Regions from separate parts of the Homo sapiens genome. Here region 2 is linked to region 1. Evidence: read pairs that join two places in POLR2A ChIA-PET (ENCODE). Cell type or tissue: CD4-positive, alpha-beta T cell. All regions are shown on one strand. Links, peaks and the distances in the headings refer to the core of each region. The heading gives the core; the rest is flanking DNA. Region 1 has its middle 17 kb from the start of KRABD5. Region 2 overlaps TGFB1I1 (transforming growth factor beta 1 induced transcript 1).

The links. Peaks named below come from ENCODE experiments on the same cell type or tissue, not always from the same donor. Only the 100,000 strongest peaks of a DNase experiment are listed, where the experiment ranks them.
Region 2: POLR2A ChIA-PET joins it to region 1 with 13 read pairs; 6 of 35 experiments call an interaction of 5 or more read pairs at or near these places.

Annotation. Positions count from the first base shown.
Region 1 is chr16:31,693,103-31,698,471 of GRCh38, forward strand. No RefSeq gene overlaps it. Among named protein-coding and RNA genes, the nearest start is that of KRABD5, 17 kb to the right of the region's middle. RefSeq lists an enhancer at 2,881-2,930. In CD4-positive, alpha-beta T cell, for the core only: CTCF peaks have their summits at 3,981 (motif pointing left) and 4,180; a DNase peak (open chromatin) is centred at 2,769.
Region 2 is chr16:31,474,736-31,480,104 of GRCh38, forward strand. It overlaps TGFB1I1 (transforming growth factor beta 1 induced transcript 1), which reads left to right. Exons shown (of 11, transcript NM_001042454.3): 7 at 1-22; 8 at 1,277-1,450; 9 at 1,746-1,827; 10 at 2,127-2,275; 11 at 2,575-3,223. The coding sequence ends at 2,841. Among named protein-coding and RNA genes, the nearest start is that of TGFB1I1, 5.3 kb to the left of the region's middle. RefSeq lists enhancers at 811-1,543, 1,544-2,275, 2,276-3,008 and a silencer at 2,302-2,391. In CD4-positive, alpha-beta T cell, for the core only: no CTCF peak of the experiment used is centred there; DNase peaks (open chromatin) are centred at 1,406, 1,596, 2,286 and 2,906; H3K4me3 peaks cover 1,706 bases.

The DNA of each region.
Region 1 (5,369 bases), core at 319-5,318:
GAATCGAACAATGAGAACACATGGACACAAGAAGGGGAACATCACACACCAGGGCCTGTTGTGGGGTGGGGGGAGGGGGACGGATAGCATTAGGAGATATACCTAAAGCTAAAAGACGAGTTAATGGGTGCAGCACACCAGCATGGCGCATGTATACATATGTAACAAACCTGTACGTTGTGCACATGTACCCTAAAACTTAAAGTATGATTAAAAAAAAAAGAAAAGACAGCCTGTTCTGTCTAGTGATATTTATCTTTGATCTTCAGCCGCCACCTGGTGATCACCTTCAGAGTGGGGGAGAAAACAGCGGGGTGAGAAGCTATCACTTTGCCTCTGGAGCCCAAATGAGGACTTAGCTCCTGGCTGTGGGTGGGAATGTATTCTTTCACAGAATTCTCCCAAATTAGGGCCTCGCCCTCTAGAAAATCCCTGGCTTCCCCACCATGTTCCCCACCCACTGCACTTGGTCTGCTGGGTGGCTGCTCTCAAAGGAGCTGACACTGAAACCTGAGGTTGAAGAGCCACCTACTAGGTGGGAGGATTCTGGGTTCCATAGAGTAGTACTTTTTAAAAAAACTCAGAGCATTTTCTTTAGTTCAAGCAGGAAGCGTTTCTGGTACTCAGGGGCAAACACACCACAGCACACACATGCACACACCTTACACATACACAAACACCATATACACACATTACACATACACAAACACCATACACACCACACACACACACACACCCCCACACACACCCCCCACACAAACCACACACCACACACACCCCACACACACACCACACACATATGCACACAAACGCACCACAGATCACACACATATGCACACATACACACACACCACATACACACACACCACACATGCATGCACAAACACACGTACGCCACACACACACACACACCCACACACACCACACACACATACACACACACCACACACGTATGTGCACACAGACGCACAGACACTACACACTGAAAAACACCACACACCTCACGCCTGTAATCCCAGCACTTTGGGAGGCCGAGGAGGGTGGATCACGAGGTCAGGAGTTCAAGACCAGACTGGCCAACATGGTAAAACCCCATCTCTATTAAAAATAAAAAATTAGCTGGGTGTGGTGGTGGATGCCTATAATCCCAGCTACTCGGGAGGCTGAGGCAGGAGAATCGTTTGAGCCCGGGAGTCAGAGGTTGCAGTGAGCCAGTATCGTGCCATTGCACTCTAACCTGGGTGACAGGGCTAGACTCTGTCACACACACAAAAAAAAAACACACACACGCCCCACATACACACACACCACACACACGTATACCACACACGACATACATATACTACACATATATTACATACTTATACTACACACACATGCACACAGCACACACATGCATGCACAAAACATGCATACCACATACACCACAGTACACATGCACACCACACACACTACACAGATACACAACAAACACACTACACACACCACATGCGCATGCATGCACACCACACACAGCACACGTACACACACAGCACACAACCCTACACTACACACACACCACACATGCAGACACACCACAAACAGCACACACACCAGAGTATACACATCACCTGCACCACACAAACAACACACACACTATATACACACTACACACACATGCATGCACACACTACACACACACACCACAAATACACACACACCAACATACACACAAGCATGCACACATACACACACACACACACTGCAAGCAACATTTTAATCTATTTGAGTGTATTTCATCCCAGTAGTGATCAGTTCCATCCCTGATTCAATCTGGTTAATTTGTTTTTTTCTCATGGTAATTCATGGAAATTGAGTTTCATATGTGTGGCAAGAGTACACACTATGTATTTTTTTATTAGTCCATTTCCACATGGCTATAAAGATACTACCTGAGACTGGATATTTATAAATAAAAGAAGTTTAATTGACTCACAGTTCAATTAACTGTTTCCTGGGGAGGCCTCAGGAAACTTACAATCATGGTGGAAGGTGAAGGAGAAGCAAGCACCTTTTTCACAAGGCAGCAGGAGAGAGAGAGACAGGAAGCACCACACTTTAAAACTATCAACTCTGGTGAGAACTCACTCACTATCGTGAGAACAGCATGGGGGAAAATGCCCCCATGATCCAATCACCTCCCACCAGGTCCTTCCCTTGACAAGTGGGGATTACAATTCGAGATGAGACTTGGGTAGGGACACAGAGCCAAACCATATCACTTATTTTTCTAGAACCCTGTAGTACAGGGATATCTAATGTTTTGGCTTCCCTGGGCCATGTTGGAAGAAGAATTGTCTTGGGCCACACATAAAATATACTAATACTGATAATACCTAGTGAGCTAAAAATAAAAGTTGCAAAAAAAAATCTCATAATGTTTTAAGGAAGTTTATGAATTTGTATTGGGCCACATTGAAAGCCATCCTGGGTCCCATGTGGTCCATGGGCTGTGGGTTGGACAAGCTTGCAGGTTTCATCCGATCATTGCATGAAAGCAGAGATATGCCATCCACAGCATAATTAAGGTTTGATTATAGATTTTTTTCTTCTTAAAATAAAGTGAGTTTTCAGGTTTCTTTTTTCATTCTGTTTTCTTTACTGAGTGGAACTTCCATTTTACTTTACACATTTTGTTTATAGTCTTCCCCTGTCACACCCACTCCAGCTTGTCATGTGGCACAGTCCTTTTCTGAGCTCATGCACTTCTCAACTCACCCTGACAATGGCAGTCATGAACACATGCACAAACCACTTCTAGCCTGTTCTCATTTCCTTTGAAGCATAAAGAGGACGTCCCATTTCCTGGCTCTCAGATTTTGTCAGCAGATAGAGCCTTAATGTAGTTTGGGCTGGGTGCGGTGGCTCAGGCCCGTAATCCCAGCACTTTGGGAGGCCGAGGTGGGTGGATCACCTGAGGTCAGGAGTTCAAGACCAGCCTGGCCAACATGGTGAAATCCCATCTCTACTAAAAATACAAAAATTAGCTGGACATCATGGTGGGTGCCTGTAATCCCAGCTACTCGGGAGGTTGAGGCAGGAAAATCGCTTAAACCTGGGAGGTGGAGGTTGCAGTGAGCTGAGGTCACACCACTGCACTCCAGCCTGGGCAGCAGAGTGAGACTCTGTCACACACACACACGCACGCACGCGCGCGCGCACACACACACACACACACACACACAAAGCTTTACTATAGTTTGCAGTTGCATTAGAGGTGTTGCCCTCTATCTAGGGTGCAAAGTGGCTTGGTATCACCCATGGACTGGGCCCCAAGCACAATTCACCTGTATAACTTTTCTGGAAGGGTGTCACCCTGGCAGCTTATGGGGACTCTGGTAATACCTTCCAGAGAGTCCTGGGCTAGGGATGTCTGCTGGGTGTGAGACCGACAACCTCCCACCCTCCATATACCTCCTGGGCCAGGACATGGGAATCTCACAGGGCACCCTGCCCCAGGCAGAAGAGGAGGGGACTAGCTTCAGAGGGTGTGGACAGTTCCCTGGTTCCTAGGAGGACTTCAAATGTACTGCAGATGGAAACTCCTTCTACCTCATTTTGAGTCCAACCAACCTACTTGGTGGCTAGAGGAACTTCATGTTTCTATTTATACACATTTTTAAATATATATATTTTACACGAGATGTATGTTTAAACAACCAGAGGCCAGATTTGAAGAGGAACATATCTGGGATTCATTCTGTTGTTGTAAGTGTCACTTAGTCCTGTGTGAGGACAGATTTGCCCTATGTGTAACAGCTACATTTAAGAAAGTTAAGAAATTGTCCTTAGTTTCACAATGGAATATTTCAAAAACAAAATTCTCCAATCGAACAATGTATGCAAAGATTATTATGGTTTTTTCTTCTCCCTGCAACAAGCGTTAAGGATCATTATGTTTGTTATGTTGTTAAAGTCCTGGAACATAGAGATAAGAGGTAAGTGAGCATCCCCTGGTGGAGAAAGGGAGTCTTTTCCCAGAATCAGTGTTTTCCCTCGCCTTGTGTCCATTGGCAATCACTCAACACAAACTGGTGGCCATTCGGTACAATCAAACAAGCAAGCAAACAAAATCATCAATATGCTTGTGCAGCTACACTTGATAATTTATGTACAGTAAAGGAATAAGGAAGGAGAAAGTGAAGAATAGAGAAGGGGATACTGGACCAATCAGACGTGGTGGAACCATATTGCAGTTTTCCACATGAGAATGTCTGTAGGAACAGAGTTCTGGGGTAAAGCCGTGAGTGTGTTCTCAGTAGACACTCCAGTCTGCTTCTGGAACACATCAACTGAATCTTTGTCCTCTGTTTCCAGTTCTGCAGATGTGTCTGTTTCACTGATTGGCCCCAGTCAAAGTGGAATCTGATCTGTGTCATGGACAAACTCTGCCTTTCACCAAAGGCTTCCACTCATTCACTAAGTGGTGTGTGCCTCTTCACCATCAACTGCACCCCGGGACCATCCTACCTGCCACTTTCAAATTCACAGGATTCTGCTCTCGGCCTTGACTCAGGCTCTTTCTCTGCCATAGCAGAGCCTGAAGGCTCTTCAGCTGCAGCTTCACCAAAGAGGTCCAGAGTGTGCACCAAACTAGTGAGCCAGCAGCTCCCGATGCCACAAGTGGAGGAGGCAGCAGAGCCTTACCCGGTGTTTTTATCACCATCCCTGCAGCAACAGCAGCAGCAGCAGCAACAACAATCACAACCACTATTTCTAATTGTGGTAATAATAATGATCACACTTAGAATAATGATGAATAACAATAATTGTAATTGCTGACATATTCAGTTTATATGTAGATTTATTATTTGTAATGTTTTAAAATTTACATTTAGTAATATAGACATTAATTGTGTCATAAATGTCAGGACCCCAAAACACCCCACCTAATGAATGACTCTCATCTATGGACCTATGGCTGCCCACCTGCTAGTGCGGGTGCTCTCACCACTCCACCCCCAGAGCTTCGATCTGTCTGGTCAACCTTCTAGGATGATGAAGTAGCTGAAGCACTCTTATGATCTGATTGAGGTCTTGGCAAACAGCTTGACTTGTTAGAAATCGAAGGCTGACTTTAAGACGTACTCAGCTGTTTGGCTAAATTGAGGCAGGAGGAAATGTCTTCTCGGCAGATCTACCTTTGTGTCTCTTGCTTTCAGAGTAAAACGTTGTTTCGGGAACAGTAGTTTAATTTAGTCTGTGTTAAAAATCATAATCAGACTACAAATAACGCACGGGGATGAAAATAATTTGCACACATGTTCGTGCATTATATGTGTTTTCAGATCTCTCCTATGGTAAGAAATGAAAAAGTTATGCCTTGATTT
Region 2 (5,369 bases), core at 127-5,126, 220 kb before region 1:
CAATAAACCTATTGCTGGGCAAGTAAGTGGAGCCTTGTGAGAAGGGAGGCAGAGACCTGTCACAGACCCATCTTTAGTGAGAGCTGGGCTTTATGCTGTTCCCTTTTAGTAAGTTAATCTGGGAAGTGGGTATCATTATTACTTATGTTTTATGGATGAGGAAACTGAAGCTCTGAACCACACAGCAGGTTAGTGGTAGGGTGAAAATTCCAACCATGTTACCATTTATTGTGGTCCTACTGTGTGCCAGGCACTGTGCCAGCTCCTTTACAAACCCTCATCTCATCTGATCTTCACAAAACACTCTGTGGCTCCACCCAATATCTCTCAGGCATCTACAAAGGCTCTCTCTTCCTCCGTCAGAGTCTGGACTGGGTTCACTGGTCCTTGTTTTATTGACTGAGCAGATGTGATTGACAACAGCTGTGCCTAGGGGTTAACCTAGTGCCCCCTGCTAGATCAAGTACCTGACTCCCAGCCCAGAATTGCCCATCTCAGCAAAGGAGGGTGGCATTGTGACTTTTGTGGATCATAGGCACTTTCATCTTCATGAGTCCCTTCGTCCATTAAAATAAATAGATTTTTATGTCTGTGTTGGTGTAAAGATGGGTATGTTATTATTGTGTATTACAGCATTTTCTTCTAGTTCATTTTTTTATTCTGAATTTTTAAAAACGGATTTTTCACTTCCTCCCTCTTATTTATTTTGAGGCAAATTCTCACTCTTGTGACCCAAGCTGGAGTGCAGTGGTGCGATTGTGGCTCACTGCAGCCTCGACCTTCTGGGCTCAAGTGATCCTCCCAGCTCAGCCTCCCGAGTAGCTGGGACTAAAGGCGCCCGCCACCTCGCCCAGCTAATTTTATTTATTTATTGTAGAGATGGGGCTTCGCCATGTTGCCCAGGCTGGTCTCAAACTCCTGGACTCAAGTAATCCTCCCACCTCAGCCTCCCAAATGCTAGGATTAGAGGCACGAGCCACCCAGCCTGATCGTATTTTGATTTTAAAAAAATTAAAACGTTTTTATGGGCCCCTAAATGTATTGTGGGCTCCAGGCGCTGTGCCTGCTGTGCCTCATGTATAGGTCAATCCTGGAGCGCAGCTGGAAGACGGAACACGGGAGCTAGATCTCCATCGCTTACAGGCTGCGTGATCTCGAACACTGGATTCTTTATTCTGATCGCTCAGAGAGGACTCGAAAAACGCCGCGTAAATCTTGCCTCACTGGGCATGTGGTTGTCAGAGCCGCTCTGACCCGCCTCACCTCCCACTCGCAGGTGGTGACGGCTCTGGGCCGCGCCTGGCACCCCGAGCACTTCGTTTGCGGAGGCTGTTCCACCGCCCTGGGAGGCAGCAGCTTCTTCGAGAAGGATGGAGCCCCCTTCTGCCCCGAGTGCTACTTTGAGCGCTTCTCGCCAAGATGTGGCTTCTGCAACCAGCCCATCCGACACGTGAGCCCCGCCCGGCCGCACCGAGCCCGCCCTATCTCACCAGGAGAGCTGTGGGACGGGCCTCCACCGCATGGGTCCCGCCCCACCCGCGATACCCCACTCCACCCCTACCCCTTCCCCTTGGCAATGTCCACGGCCCCTTGGACTCCACTCTTCCTTTCTGACCCCCACGTTCCTAGTTAGATCTTCTCCCCCTCCCCCCACGCATGCCTTAGTCCAGTCACCCGGGTTCCGCGCGGGAGAGGAAGGCGCGAAGGCACGGAGGCCGCGCTGAGTGCCCTCTCCCTCCCTGCAGAAGATGGTGACCGCCTTGGGCACTCACTGGCACCCAGAGCATTTCTGCTGCGTCAGTTGCGGGGAGCCCTTCGGAGATGAGGGTGAGAGTGAACTCGACTCCCATCTTAAAAGCTGCGGGTCCCCTCGACGTCTCGCCCCAGCCCCTCCGACCTCCGGAGTCCTCAGGGCCATGGTTTTCCTTCTGCTCTCTTCTGGCCCTGCCCTCTCCTACACAGACTCCGGACCCGAGCCCTCCCCGCTCTGTCCCGCCATAGACCCGGCTCCTCCTTCCCCAAGGCTCCCTCGGACTGCCCCTCCTTCGGCCCCAGATCTCAGGTCTTGTGGGTCCCCCGTCCCGCCCGCACCCTTTGCTTTCAGCCCACTCGGTTCCCTCTCCTAGGTTTCCACGAGCGCGAGGGCCGCCCCTACTGCCGCCGGGACTTCCTGCAGCTGTTCGCCCCGCGCTGCCAGGGCTGCCAGGGCCCCATCCTGGATAACTACATCTCGGCGCTCAGCGCGCTCTGGCACCCGGACTGTTTCGTCTGCAGGGTGCGAGCTGCGGGGCGGGGCGTTGGAGGGGCGGGTCAAGGGTACAGGGCTGTGGGGCGGGGCCTTGGAGGGGCGGGTCAAGGGTGCAGGGCAGGGGGCGGGCCCTCGGGGGGGCGGGTCACGGGAGGTGCTGCTAGGAACCTCGGGTGGGGCGAGTTTTCCGGGCAGGGTCCCACCGGACGGGATTCTTCGCGTCTAGGGCGGGCTGCGGGGTCCCAGGGCGTTATCCGCTAGTAACGCGCGTTGTCTGGCAGTGGCCGCTGACCTGTCTGTCCTCTTTCGCGGCTTCCCTTCCCCAGGAATGCTTCGCGCCCTTCTCGGGAGGCAGCTTTTTCGAGCACGAGGGCCGCCCGTTGTGCGAGAACCACTTCCACGCACGACGCGGCTCGCTGTGCGCCACGTGTGGCCTCCCTGTGACCGGCCGCTGCGTGTCGGCCCTGGGTCGCCGCTTCCACCCGGACCACTTCACATGCACCTTCTGCCTGCGCCCGCTCACCAAGGGGTCCTTCCAGGAGCGCGCCGGCAAGCCCTACTGCCAGCCCTGCTTCCTGAAGCTCTTCGGCTGACAGCCCGCTCGGCTCGCCCTCTCCCCCGGAGGCCGCGCCCTCCCGGAAAAGCCGGGTCCTCCAGACCCCGAGGCCTTGCTCTCAGAGCGGGAGGCCCCACCCACTGGAGAGCCCCGCCCCTAAGGTACTATGAGTCCTCAGGGGTCAAGTTCAGAAACGGCCCAGCCAGACCTAAACCCACACGCCCACAAAGTGGATTGCACACAGACAAGAACTCCCGTGCGGGCCTCCACTCTATTCCCACCCTTGAGGGAGCCCCCTTACTGGGGGAGGGTCCTTGCAATTCCAGCGAATCGGAGGCCAGGCCAGGACGTCCTTGCTCCCTGCACCCTCACTGTTCTGTGCACTTTTTCTACCTACATAAACACACGCATTCCACCTCTCCCTGGTGCTGTCTCTGAATGCGCGCAGGAGCTTGGCCCTGACTCCCCACCCCCGCGCTGGCTCTGTCCCCGGCCGTCTCTAGGTCACTGCCCTGTGGCCGCAGCGGGACCTGCAGCCTCAGCCCTTGCAGGTAGCCACTCCTGCACTTCCTACTTCAAGTATCAGATGAGCCTGAGGCTGGAAAGTGTGGCGACTCGCGCAGGACTGTACAGATAGTGGCAGAGCCAGGACAAGAGCTCCAACTGGGGCCCCACCGAATATTCCCGCCCTCATTACTCTTTCTTCAGTTCTATATTTTGTTTTGTTTTGTTTTGTCCTAAGAGATGAGGTCTCACTTTGTCGCCCAGGCTGGAGTACAGTGGTGCCATAGCTCACTGCAACCTCGAACTCCTGGTCTTGAGCGATCCTCCCGCCTTGGCCTCCCAAAGTACTGGGATTGCAGGTGTGAGCCACTGTGCCCGCCCTTCCCTTTATTCTTGAAATAAGCGCTTACAGTGGTTCATGCCTGTAATCCTGGCACTGTGGGAGGCCAGGGCGGGTGAATCACTTGAGGCCAGGAGTTTGAGACCAGCCTGGCCAACATGGGGAAACCCCGTCTCTACTACAAATACAAAAATTAGCTGGGTATGGTGGCACACGCTTGTAATCCCAGCTTCTCTGGAGGCTGAGGCAGGAGAATCAATTGAACTTGGGAGGCAGAGGTTGCAGTGAGCCGAGATCACGCCACTGCACTCCAGCCTGGGCAACAGAGCGAGACTCCGTCTCAAAAAAAAAAAAAAAAAAAAAAAAAAGAAAGAAAAGAAAGGAAGAAAGAAAGAGAAAGGAAGAAGGAAGGAAGGAAGGAGAGAGAAAGAACTTAATCTGCTCCCCTCCTGCACTGCCTTTGGTTCCCAGATTTTTTCTCCTATTAAAGGGCCTTGAGGGATGGAGCTCTATTCAGAGTGCCAGCTGTGCTCACCTTTTGGTTCTGGGCACTAAGGTACAGCTTCCCTCTTACTATTGACCCACAACATCTTGGATCACCTGAATGTTTCATGTAGTTACGGCCTCAGCTTAACCCTTTCTCACTCCCACCCCCAGGTGTCCCAGTCAAGGCAGAACAATCAGCGCACTCAGAGCCATTACTTACTGTCCCTGCTGGCCTGTCTGCCACCACCTGAGGCTTCTCCCGGCCTAGCCCTGTGCTGGGTGGTGCTGGGTCCAGAGATGAGTCAGGCTCACTGCCCTGGAGAGCCCCAGGCTGAGGAGGCAGATACCTGGACAGAGGATGACACTTGGTGTGGCCAGGTTGTGACTGAGGGAAGCACTGGGGGCTGTAGAAGCCAGAAGGTGGCTTCTTAACCCAGACTGGGAGTCAAGGGATGCATCCTGGAGTAACTGACACCCAAGACCTGAGCCAAGTCCTAGCAGAGAAGGATGGGGCCAGGGGTTTTCAGGTGTGGAAGATGGAGCCAAGGGTTTCAGGTGTGAAGAAGTTCAGGTTCCATCTGAGTCCCTAAGTCCCAGGGTGGTCCCCTGGGTCTAGACTCTAGGGACCTCTGGTGCTGGAAATGATAGGTCCTCAGAGCCCTTTCCAGCTCATCAGGAAGAGCTAGAAGCCGCAGGGAGCATGTATGGGCACAAGGAAAAGGTGAGGCGTCCATGGCCCCAGCCTCTCCCAGGCCCCCAGATCTCTTCCTCTCTAAGGCTCCTCTCCCATGGTCTTCCCAGGTCTCCTGCTCTTCCCCTTCCACATATTCTCCCCAAAGAATGTACCCCCAACCCCAGCCTGTAATCACCTCCCTATCTTGAGGATGCCCAAATTGGCATTCATTCATTCACCAAATATTTATTGAGCACTCCTGTGCCAGGCTCTGGGGAGACAATGGGGAACCAAGCAGCTATGACCCTTGCTTTCAGGGAGCTGAAGTCTAGTAGCGGAGACAGATGACAGCCAAGTACAAAGGTGACATGCGTGATGAAGGAGCGGTACCTTCCCGACCGCCTAGCTAAAGCCAATGCTTCCCTGGTTTCCGTGCCACGGCCCCTCCCTAGTTCCTTCCTAGCATGCAGTGCTCTTGCAAGTAGGAGTTTTTGTTTTTGTTTTTTTGAGACAGAGTTTCGCTCTGTTGCCCAGGCTGGGGTGCAGTGGTGCCATCTGGGCT